Linked DNA regions of Homo sapiens: region 2 is linked to region 1. A link is an interaction called in ENCODE POLR2A ChIA-PET data of the cell type or tissue named here. Cell type or tissue: B cell. All regions are shown on one strand.

The links. Peaks named below come from ENCODE experiments on the same cell type or tissue, not always from the same donor. Only the 100,000 strongest peaks of a DNase experiment are listed, where the experiment ranks them.
Region 2: POLR2A ChIA-PET joins it to region 1 with 5 read pairs; 1 of 35 experiments calls an interaction of 5 or more read pairs at or near these places.

The regions. Positions count from the first base shown.
Region 1 is chr7:99,388,250-99,393,249 of GRCh38, reverse strand. It overlaps ARPC1B (actin related protein 2/3 complex subunit 1B), which reads right to left. Exons shown (of 10, transcript NM_005720.4): 4 at 4,989-5,000; 5 at 3,238-3,345; 6 at 2,151-2,357; 7 at 1,997-2,072; 8 at 374-579. Among named protein-coding and RNA genes, the nearest start is that of ARPC1B, 16 kb to the right of the region's middle. In B cell, no CTCF peak of the experiment used is centred here; a DNase peak (open chromatin) is centred at 99; H3K4me3 peaks cover 858 bases; H3K27ac peaks cover 1,895 bases.
Region 2 is chr7:100,200,485-100,205,484 of GRCh38, reverse strand. STAG3 (STAG3 cohesin complex component) reads right to left here. Exons shown (of 34, transcript NM_001282717.2): 18 at 4,943-5,000; 19 at 4,516-4,716; 20 at 4,325-4,395; 21 at 4,134-4,221; 22 at 3,619-3,699; 23 at 3,444-3,536; 24 at 3,145-3,313; 25 at 2,895-3,031; 26 at 1,363-1,464; 27 at 710-858; 28 at 352-480; 29 at 101-258. It also overlaps the pseudogene CASTOR3P. Among named protein-coding and RNA genes, the nearest start is that of PVRIG, 17 kb to the left of the region's middle. In B cell, no CTCF peak of the experiment used is centred here; no DNase peak of the experiment used is centred here; H3K4me3 peaks cover 24 bases; H3K27ac peaks cover 508 bases.

The sequences.
Region 1 (5,000 bases):
ACCTGGGCTGCTATGGTGAGATCAAGATGGGCCCCGCCCACAACTAACGATGTTATTCCGCAGCGAGTCAAAGCCACTCCCTACCCTGGGCCCGCTACGCGACCTCTGCCGGCCTCCGCCCCACGCGGTTTTAGTACGGCGCCAAGGCCCCGCCCACAAATCGGCCCCGTCCCCTCGTGTCCGGGCCCGCCGCTCATCAGACGCCGTTCCGGCGCAGCGAGTTGAGGGCACGCCTACCCTCCCTCCGGGTCCCCAGTCCTCAAGGTCCCAGCACAATGCCCCAGGAGGAAGACTCCAGGCCCCTTCCTCACCCGACGCTGTTTCTGGGCGAGCCGAGGCCCCGCCCACCCGCCGGCCCGGCTCCCGCTCTCACCTGACGCTGTTCTTGTGCAGCGAGTCTAGGCCCGCGCCCGCAGCCGTGCCACCCTCGGAGCTCGCCTTCTTGTCCAGGTTCTGGAAGCGCTCGCGGGCCGTCAAGCCACGCTGCGAGCTCTGCTTAGGAACGTCCAGCCGCCCGCCGAAGCTCAGCATCCCCGCGGCGGCGTCATAGGTGAACAGCACCGGGAAGCAGTCGTGGCCCTGCGCGGAGGGCGGGGGCCATTGGAGCGCCGCGGAGGGGAAACCGAGGCCGGAGGGAAGGCCAGGCGGGCGTCTGGCCGCCCGGGAGGCAGATGCCAGCTCAAGGATACAGACGGGCCACAGCGAGGGAGGCCCGAATTGCAGGTGTATCAAAACCGGGGGTGATGCTGGGGGCTGCCACCTCCCCCAGCAAGGCCAGCGTTGGGACTCCCTGGGAGCTCAGGCGCCTTCTGTCCTGCCCAGCCAGTTACACCTGCTCTAGGGGAGACCCCTGCAGCTGTTTGCTTTTCTAGGCAAAAAGCAAGCCTGACCTGGCCCTGGCACCCCCATTATGTTTGCAGAGGGGTGAAAAGGGACTTGACAGATGTGGGCGGAGGGGAGGGAGAGCAGTGCCCTTCCTGGACACCTGGAGGAACCGCACACCCCGAACTCTCGCCCTTTGCATTAGGCGTGGCCTTGCCATTGCACCTGCCAATAAAATGTGGGCAGAAATGTTAAGACCCAGGGCATGATTCCGCAGGTTCCGGCTCCCTCGTGGCATCTGGGACAGCATGCTGGGGACAGCTTCCATCAGAGCACCTCACAACACCCACACTGGACATAAAATGTGAGCAAGAAGTAAATATCTTTTTTTTTCTGTTTTTGAGATGGAGTCTCGGTGGCTCACCCTTGGCTCACTGCAACTTCTGCCTCTGGGTTCAAGCAATTCTCCTGCCTCAGCCTCCCGAGCAGCTGGGACCATGGGCGCCCACCACCACACCCGGCTAATTTTTGTATTTTTAGTAGAGATGGGGTTTTGCCATGTTGGCCAGGTTGGTCTTGAACCCCTGACCTCAGGTGATCTGCCCTCCTTGGCCTCCCAAATTGCTGGGATTACAGGTGTGAGCCACCGGGCCTGGCTCTTTTTTTTTTTTTTTTGAGACAGGTTTTGTGTCGCCGAGGCTGAAGTGCAGAGGTACGACCATAGCTCAGTTCAGAAGCCTCGACCTCCCATGCTTAAGTTATCCTCCTGCCTCAGCCTCCCAAGTAACTGGGATTATGAGATTACAGGTGCACCACCACACCCAGCTAATTTCTTAACTTTTTGTAGAGACAAGGGTCTCACACTGTGTTGCCCGGGCTGGTCTCAAACTCGTGGCCTCCAGTGATACTTCCACCTCAACCTCGCAAAGTGCTGGGATTTTAAGTGTGAGCCACCGCACCTGGCCAAATCTTTACTCTGTTAAGCAACTGCAGCCAGGGACTTTTGGTTACTGCAGCATAACCCAACCTGTTCTGCCCAATTCTGGTACATGAGAGAATGCAAGGAAGAAAAAAAGGAGGGAGGCAGGAGAAAGGAGGGAGGAGATGAGAGTTGCTGGGCTCTCTCGGAGGCCTGCTGTGACCACACACCCTCCCTCCCCTCCCTATTCCTCACCGCTGCCACCAGGCTGTTGTCTGTGATGAAGGTCAGCGCCAGCAGTGGTAGTGTTTCAGAGGCCAGAGTCGCGACGCTGAGGGGAGAGAGCTGTGAGTCACGGTGTCCCACTCCTCTGCACTCACCTCCTCCCCTGGGGATGGCCTCGACTCACGCCATCTTCTTGTCGGCATCAGCCAGGCAGACGGTGCTGTCGTGGCTTACCCAGGCCACGCGGCTCCCGCTGGCTGAGAAACAGACGCCATGTACCCAGCCGCAGCTACTGCTGGATTCGAACATCAGTTCCCCAAAGGGCATCTTGGAGCCCCACGGGGTGGGTGCCGGCCGTTCCTCCACCTCCTTGATGTAGGCTGAAAAGATCCTACCGGGATAGGCAAAGTAGAGGTAAAGTAGCCAGGCATGGTGGTGCGCACCTGTACTCTCAGCTACTCAGGAGGCTGAGGCGGGAGGATTGCTTGAACCCAGGAGGTCAAGGCTGCAGTGAGCTGTGATTGCGCTACTGTGCTCCAGTTTGGGCAACAGAGTGAGACTGTCTCAAAAAAAAAAAAAAATTTTTTTTAAAGGGTTAACAGGTGCCTGGGCATGGTGGCTGAAGCTTGTAATCCCAGCACTTTGGGAGGCTGAGGCAGATGCATCACTTGAAGTCAGGGGTTCGAGACCAGTCTGGCCAACATGGTGAAAACCCGTCTCTACATTTAAAAATACAAAAATTAGCCGGGCATGGTGGCATGCGCCTGTAGTTCCAGCTACTCAGGAGGCTAAGGCAGGAGAATCGCTTGATCGCTTGAACTCAGCAGGCGGAGGTTGCAGTGAGTCAATATCACGCCACTGCACTCCAGCCTGGGCGAAAGAGCGAGAGTCCGTCTCCAAAAAAAAAAAAAAAATCCTGTCTAGCTGGGCGTGGTAGTCTTGCTTGGGAGGCTGAGAAGCAAGAGGATCGCTTGAGTCCAGGATTTGGAGGCTGCAGTGAGCTATGATTGCACTACTGCATTCCAGCCCGGGCAACAGAGCAAGCCCCTAGCTCAAAAAAAATAAAAGAGGTGGGCAGAGGCCCATCCAGCTGAGACATGAAGGGTTCCCCAGGAACTAGAACCTTCAACCGACGCCCAGGTCATCCACTGGTAGCAGGTCTGGAATGTGTCTAGAAGCTGGGGTGTAGAGCTTTCAGGTGCGGCTCCCCGCTATGATGTCAGCAGTCAGTTGACGTCAGCCCCGCCCTCCCCCATGGCGCCCTGTCTCACCGACACTTGAAGTCACAGGAGCCGGCAGCCAGCAGCACATTGTTGGGGTGCCAGTCCAGGCTGAGGACGGTGGAGCGGATGGGCTTCTTGATGTGCTTGCAAACCCACCTGGGAACGGTGGTCAGGCAGACAGGGAGAGAGGGACAGGCAGGTGGGACTCATGGACCTCAGCACCAGGGACTCCAGGCTCCCACTGCTCCCTGCAGCCCACCAAAGACCCAGGAGAGAGGCGACTGGGCATTGCCAGCCCACAAGGCCGTCAGGGCCCTGGGGCGGCAGGGATGTGCTGTGTCGCTTCTGGAGTGGGAACTCTGTGCCCTCTATCCTTTAGGCCACACAGTCACCCTCAGAGCAGGCTCAGCAAAGTGATGCCATCACCAGAGGTCACACAACTACTAACTGGCCATGGTGGGATGCAAATTTGGGTCTCTCAGATGCTCCTGGCTGGCCTCTGCCCTCAGCCATGCAGGGGAGATTAAAAACTAAGACGTGGACTGGCAATCATGGCTCACACCTGTAGTCTCAGCACTTTGGGAGGCTGAGGTGGGAAGATTGCTTGAGGCCAGGAGTTCAAGACCAGCCTGGACAACGTGACAAGACCCTATCTCTACAAAATAAATAAATAAATGATTTGGGCCTGTAGTCCGAGCTACTCAGGAGGCTGAAGTGGTAGGATTACTTGAGCTCAGGAGGCTGAGGCTGCAGTGAGCTATGATCACAACACTGCACTCCAGCCTGAGCGACAGAGCAAGACCTTGTCTCAAAAATATATATATGGCCGGGCGCAGTGGTTCACGCCTGTAATCCCAGCACTTTGGGAGGCGGAGGCAGGAGGACCACCTGAGGTCAGGAGTTCAAGACCAGCCTGACCAACATGGAGAAACCCCATCTCTACTAAAAAATACAAAATTAGCCTGGCGTGGTGGTGCGTGCCTGTAGTCCCAGCTACTCAGTAGGCTGAGGCAGGAGAATTGCTTGAACCTGGGAGGCAGAGGTTGCGGTGAGCTGAGATTGTGCCACTGCACTCCAGCCTGGACGACAGAGCAAGACTGTGTCTCAAAAAAAAAAAAAAAAAAAAAATTGGCTGGGCACGGTGGCTCACGCCTGTAATCCCAACACTTTGGGAGGCCGAGGCGGGTGGATCATGAGGTCAGAAGTTCTAGACCAACCTGGCCAAGATGGTGAAACCCCATCTCTACTAAAAATATAAAAATTATCCGGGCATGGTAGCAGGTGCCTGTAATCCCAGCTACTTGGGAGGCTGAGGCAGAGAACTGCTCGAACCCGGCAGGCAGAGGCTGCCGTGAGCCAAGATCGTGCCACTGCACTCCAGCCTGGGTGACAGAGTGAGACTCCATCTGAAAAAAAAAAAAGGAACAAGATGTGGCTGCGAGCTCGTGAGTGGTGCCTTGAGAAAGTGACTGCTACAGGGCCTTTGCTAATCTGTAAAGTGGGGACAGTGACCGATGCCCAGTCCACGGAGCTGCAGGGAAGTCAGGACTAATGTGTGTGCAGGGCTTAGTGAGGTGCCCCCAGATGTGTTTCTGGTGTGGTGGGTGTCACTGGCAGTGAGAACATCCGGACGCTGCAGAGAGGCCCTTGCCTCATGAATGAGGCCCAGAGAGGAGAGGATGGACTCCCCCAGGGTGATGGGAACAGGGGTCCTGACATCCCATTTGGTGCTTCCCGGGGACACTCTAGTCCTGCCCCCGGTCCCTAACAGCCCACTCTGGCCCTGCCTAGGTACCCACCAGTCATTCTCC
Region 2 (5,000 bases), 810 kb before region 1:
GAATGACAGTAGATGCTCAATGAAATACTTGACAAAATAAGTTTGCAGGCAGCCAACGACCACCTGCTGGGCACCCCCATACCCACACACAGCACCCTACCTTCAACGCGCCTCCTCTTGGAGCTGGGGAGGACCTGAGGGCTGGTCTCTGCTGTGTTCTCCACAGGGCTGAGGGAGTGGCAGTAGGTGGTGACTGGGCCCCAGGGATGGCCAGGTGCCTGGGAGACATGCTGCAGGCACTTTTCTAGATAGGACAGTCTATGAAAGAGGTAGAACCAAAAGCCTGAAGGGGCTACTGGGCCCTCAGCAGGCCCTTCCCTAATCCACATCTCTATCCACCCACCAACTTACAAAAGCTGCTTGTCCTGATGGAAGAGTCGGGGGGAAAACTCTGAAAGGAGCTCCAGGAATGCCAGATTTGGAGGCTGATTGGAGGAGCCAGCTGGAGGAAGCTCAGACAAGGAGAACTGGATGCCTTCCCTTGGTTGGGCAGAATTATTTTAGGAAGAAAGTCTCTTCCCACTTCCCTCCCAGGCCTGAGCTATCCTGTCCAAATGCACCCTCCCCCCGTCCCCAGCTTGTCTCCAAAGGCATACCCACCCCTAACCTGACTGCTATGCCTTGACACACATACCCTCCCTCCGAGACCTCCCTCCAAGACCTCGTTCCCAGCCCTCCCTGGACACAACCTGCAACCAATACTTCCTACTTGTGTAGCATGACCACGAGGTCACGGTTCTGCAGCTGCTGGGGTCCAAAACTCAAGGCAAACCTCCGGGCCAGGTCCCTCATCTCGATGAAGGCAGGAAGCTCATTCAGGCCCTGGGGCCCATGCTCCTGCAGCAGTTCTGTGTACAGCTGTGTCCAGGAGACATGGTGCATGTGGGAAAGGGAGGAACACGGCGGAAACAGAGAAGTCCAGCATTCTCTTCTCTACTCAGAAATTCCAAAGGCCTTGGGACACCATCTACTACTTTTACTCTTTCCTTCCTTCTAGGGAACTCCCGATACCCCTGCAGCAAACAAAGCCAATCACCTCTACTCCATAACATTAAATAAAAACGTCTATAGTAACTGAAGGAGGCTGAGAGAGAACAGACTGAAAAATAATTAGGAACTCCCTATCACTTCCTTGTTGGCGTTCCAATGTCCTGATAAGTTACTTTTGATGGGGTTGCCCAGTCAGTTAAAAAAAAAATACTTCCCAAGGGTCTACTAAGAATGAAGGAACCTATCACGTAAAGTTAAGAGTCAAAACAAGAAAAGTTACTGCTCTGAAGGATCTTACATTCTGAGTGGCTGAGGGTAGACAGAGACTTGGGGACAACAGGGCTGGCATGTCCTCAAGGCAGAAGGGCGCACCTGCTTGAGGCTCAGCAGCAGGATTCGGGAACAATGACTTCGGTCAATCTGCCTTGCTCTAGTTAATGTTTCCTTGATAATGTCACCATAGTCATTGTAGAACTGAGGGGAAAGAGTGGGGAAGGTAATGTCTGACTGGTGGAAAAGACCATTTGGTTTCTTCCTTCACATCCCTAATCATGTCTCCCTCCCAAACTCCCTTAGGTAGGAAACATGAACTGAAGCATAAAATAATTCAGACTAGACTTCATCTCTAATCAACAGGTGCAAAGCCCAAAATAAATCAGAGTTTCGGTAAACAAATAATAAGGCCGGGTGCAGTGGCTCACACCTGTAATCCCAGCACTTTGGGAGGCCAAGACGGGTGGATCACGAGGTCAGGAGATCGAGACCATCCTGGCTAATACGGTGAAACCCCGTCTCTACTAAAAATACAAAAAATTAGCCGGGCGTGGTGGTGGGTGCCTGTAGTCCCAGCTACTCGGGAGGCTGAGGCAGGAGAATGGCGTGAACCCAGGAGCCGGACCTTGTAGTGAGCCGAGATCACGCCACTGCACTCCAGCCTGGGCGACAGAGCGAGATTCCGTCTCAAAAAATAAATAAATAAATAAATAAATAAAATAAAAAACAAATAATGAAACAGGCCAGGCATGGTGGCTCACGCCTATAATCCCAGCAGTTTGGGAGGCCAAGTTGGGCGGATCACAAGGTCAGGAGATCAAGACCATCCTGGCGATGGTGAAACCCTGTCTTTACTAAAACTATAAAAATTAGCTGGGCGTGGCAGCGCATGCCTGTAATCCCAGCTACTTGGGAGGCTGAGGCAGGAGAACTGCTTGAACCCCGGGAGGCAGAGGTTGCAGTGAGCCGAGATAGTGCCATTGCATTCTAGCCTGGCGACAGAGCTAGAATCTGTCTCAGGAAAAAAAAAAAAAAAGAAAAGAAAAGAAATAAACACTGCCCCAAGCCCAATTCTTGGAGAAGAGAAGTAAGCCTGACAGTGCCCTCTCACACAGCACTGACACCTTCACTATTTGTCTCTCCCCAACTACAATGGAAGCTCCACCAAATAGGAACTTGTGTGTTTTGTTCACTGCTGTGGCCTTAGCTCCTGGAATGGTGCTTGGCACACAGCAGGTGCTCAATAAGCATAAATCAATACTGGTGGGTTGAGGAAACTGGGGCACCTATCTAGGTATCCTGTGAGGACTGATCCCTCTTTTATTCTTTTTTCCTTCTTATGTTACCCCATTCCATAGACTGGGGTCAGAGAAAAATAAATATTTCTGGACAGGAAGAATAAGCTATTTCCCCTCCAGTGAATTTCTTCACAGCTTTTTCTCCATAATTATTTACTATTAAGTCTCTTTTCTTTGTCCCCTTATTCTGAACTCCCAGTGCCTTTCCCTCCTACTTCTCCTTTAAGCTTGAAACCATTGGATATCCCCCACCTGTAGTGCTATTATGTTTCCAAGTCATGGCTGTGCTCAACTTGCTCCCTTCTCTTTTATTTCTGTAGGGCCTTGGTGTACCTTGTTGTAGTGTTTGAAAACATCTGAGGCTGCATCCATCTCCAGCACCCCATAAAGCAACAGCTTGCAGAACCCGGCTAGGAGGCGGCGCCGCTGGTGTAGCCGCTCTATCTGTAAATGATCCTCCTGGGAATCACCTGGCTCACATGGAAGGCAAAAGGGAATCACAGACTTAAGCTTCCTGCCCTATATTTCTGAGCTACACCCAAGCCCCAGCCCTTACTGAGCCCCAGGTATAGAGTCACTGCACCACTGCCCAGGTCTCCCGGCTGGATGAAGACGTGGTCCATGAGGAAGCTGGCTAGCTCAGACTGGAGAGTAGCTTCAGGAAAAAAGACAAGTGGCCTAAGGAAATCACGGCCCCCAACAATCATCTGAGGGCTAAAGATGAGAAGTAGATCACTTAATAAGACAAAAGCCTGTAGGGGGAAAAGAAAGGATGTTTAAAAGGACAGAATGTTTCCCAAGGTAGAAATGACACTGTCAATTTCTCCTTGGAATGGGGGCAGGGATACTCGCCTTGTTGCTCCCACTTGAGTCAGTACTCACCTGCTCCTGGATCTCAGTATCCACATCTGAGAGGCAACTCTGGCAGAGTTCACAGAAGGCCACCATTCTGTCCCTCAAACTCGACAGCTGCTTCTGTGGGCACAGTGGCTTGAAGGGGAAGAATGAAGACACAGACTCCTCTGTTCCCATTATCCCATCTAAGACCCACACTCACCTGGGAAGCATCTGATTTAGAAATGTGGGTTAGTGTCCAGAGAATGGAAAAATAGACAAGAGTCAAGGCTGGCAGGATAACCTGTAACAACAAAGGGTTTGAAAAATGAGGTTTGGGTTAGGAGAGGGAGAGACAGATAGCCAGAAACACACCAGTGAAGAGGAGAGAAAATGAGTAAAGGGAGAGCTAATTCCTTTTCCAGTGGAAAATGAGTGATATTCTGGACATTCTTCAGAGGCATCTACACGAAGTAGAAATGTCACCGCTCCCTAATTTACTCTACGTCTTCTAGAATCCCTCAATATTATCCTTGGCTTCCAGGAAATCCAAGAAGACCCTGGAAGTAGAGTCCACCTTCTAAGAGAGGAATGTAAGAGGTGACCCCCACCCACCTGATCTTCCTCGCTTTGTCCACTCCACGCACTGAGACTTGACACACCTAGTGGCCACCTAGAACGTAGGTCCTTAAAATCTAGCCCCCCAGCCCCCAACCCATCTCTAGCCTGTCCACTCACCTGGTGAGGAACCTCTCCTGTGTCCACAGCCTTCTGCAGGAGTTGGCAACATGGCTCATAGAGCTCCCAGCGAGTCAGGTCATGAGTGCTTTGGGGGAGAAAGGGGAATGTTATACTGGAAAAGAACAGAGGGAACCAACTCCACAGACACCAGTAAAAACGGGATGGGGAAGAGGAGGAAAGCCACTCACTTGTAGAAGGCAGAGAGGCGTTTCAGAGTGGCTGCCAGATTATATACCTCATCCTCATCTAGGAAGGACGACTGAGAAGGAAAGAAGATCCACAATAGCATTTCCCCCAGAACTCATCAGTCCACATCCCCCGTCTTGCAGCCCCTCCCACCCTTGTTTGGGGTGTCCCATTGTCCAGCCCCAGCTCCTACCTGTAACAGCTCTTCAAGCTCCTGCTGGAAGCGGTCAGTCAGCAAATCTACTAGCTGGCTGCGGGCAAAGTCCGCCCGGCTGAAGAAAGTGAATTCGGGATTACAGAGCAGGTAGAGGGCATGCGCCCCAGCCTCAAGCACCGCTGGCTCTGCATGCTTCACCACCACCTCCTGGAGTTGCTGCAGGAACAGCTCCAGGTGCTGAGAAGAAAAGGCAGAAGATGGTGTGCTGTGGGGATGGGAGGAGGACACTCTTCTGGCGGGAAGTGGAACGGGGTTAAAAGCATTAAACTTCAAGGATAAGATGCCTAAGAAAAGGCTTGCTGATTTTTCTGGAACCCAAGTTCTTAGGAAAAAAAGATACTGGCAATAGAACCCTTTGGCCCTGGCAGGCAAGCAGCAAGGTATAGGAAATCTATCTCCCTACCTTCTCCAAGCGCCCAGTGCAGTAGATGTGGAGGTCAAAGCAGCTGAGAAGCTGGAGC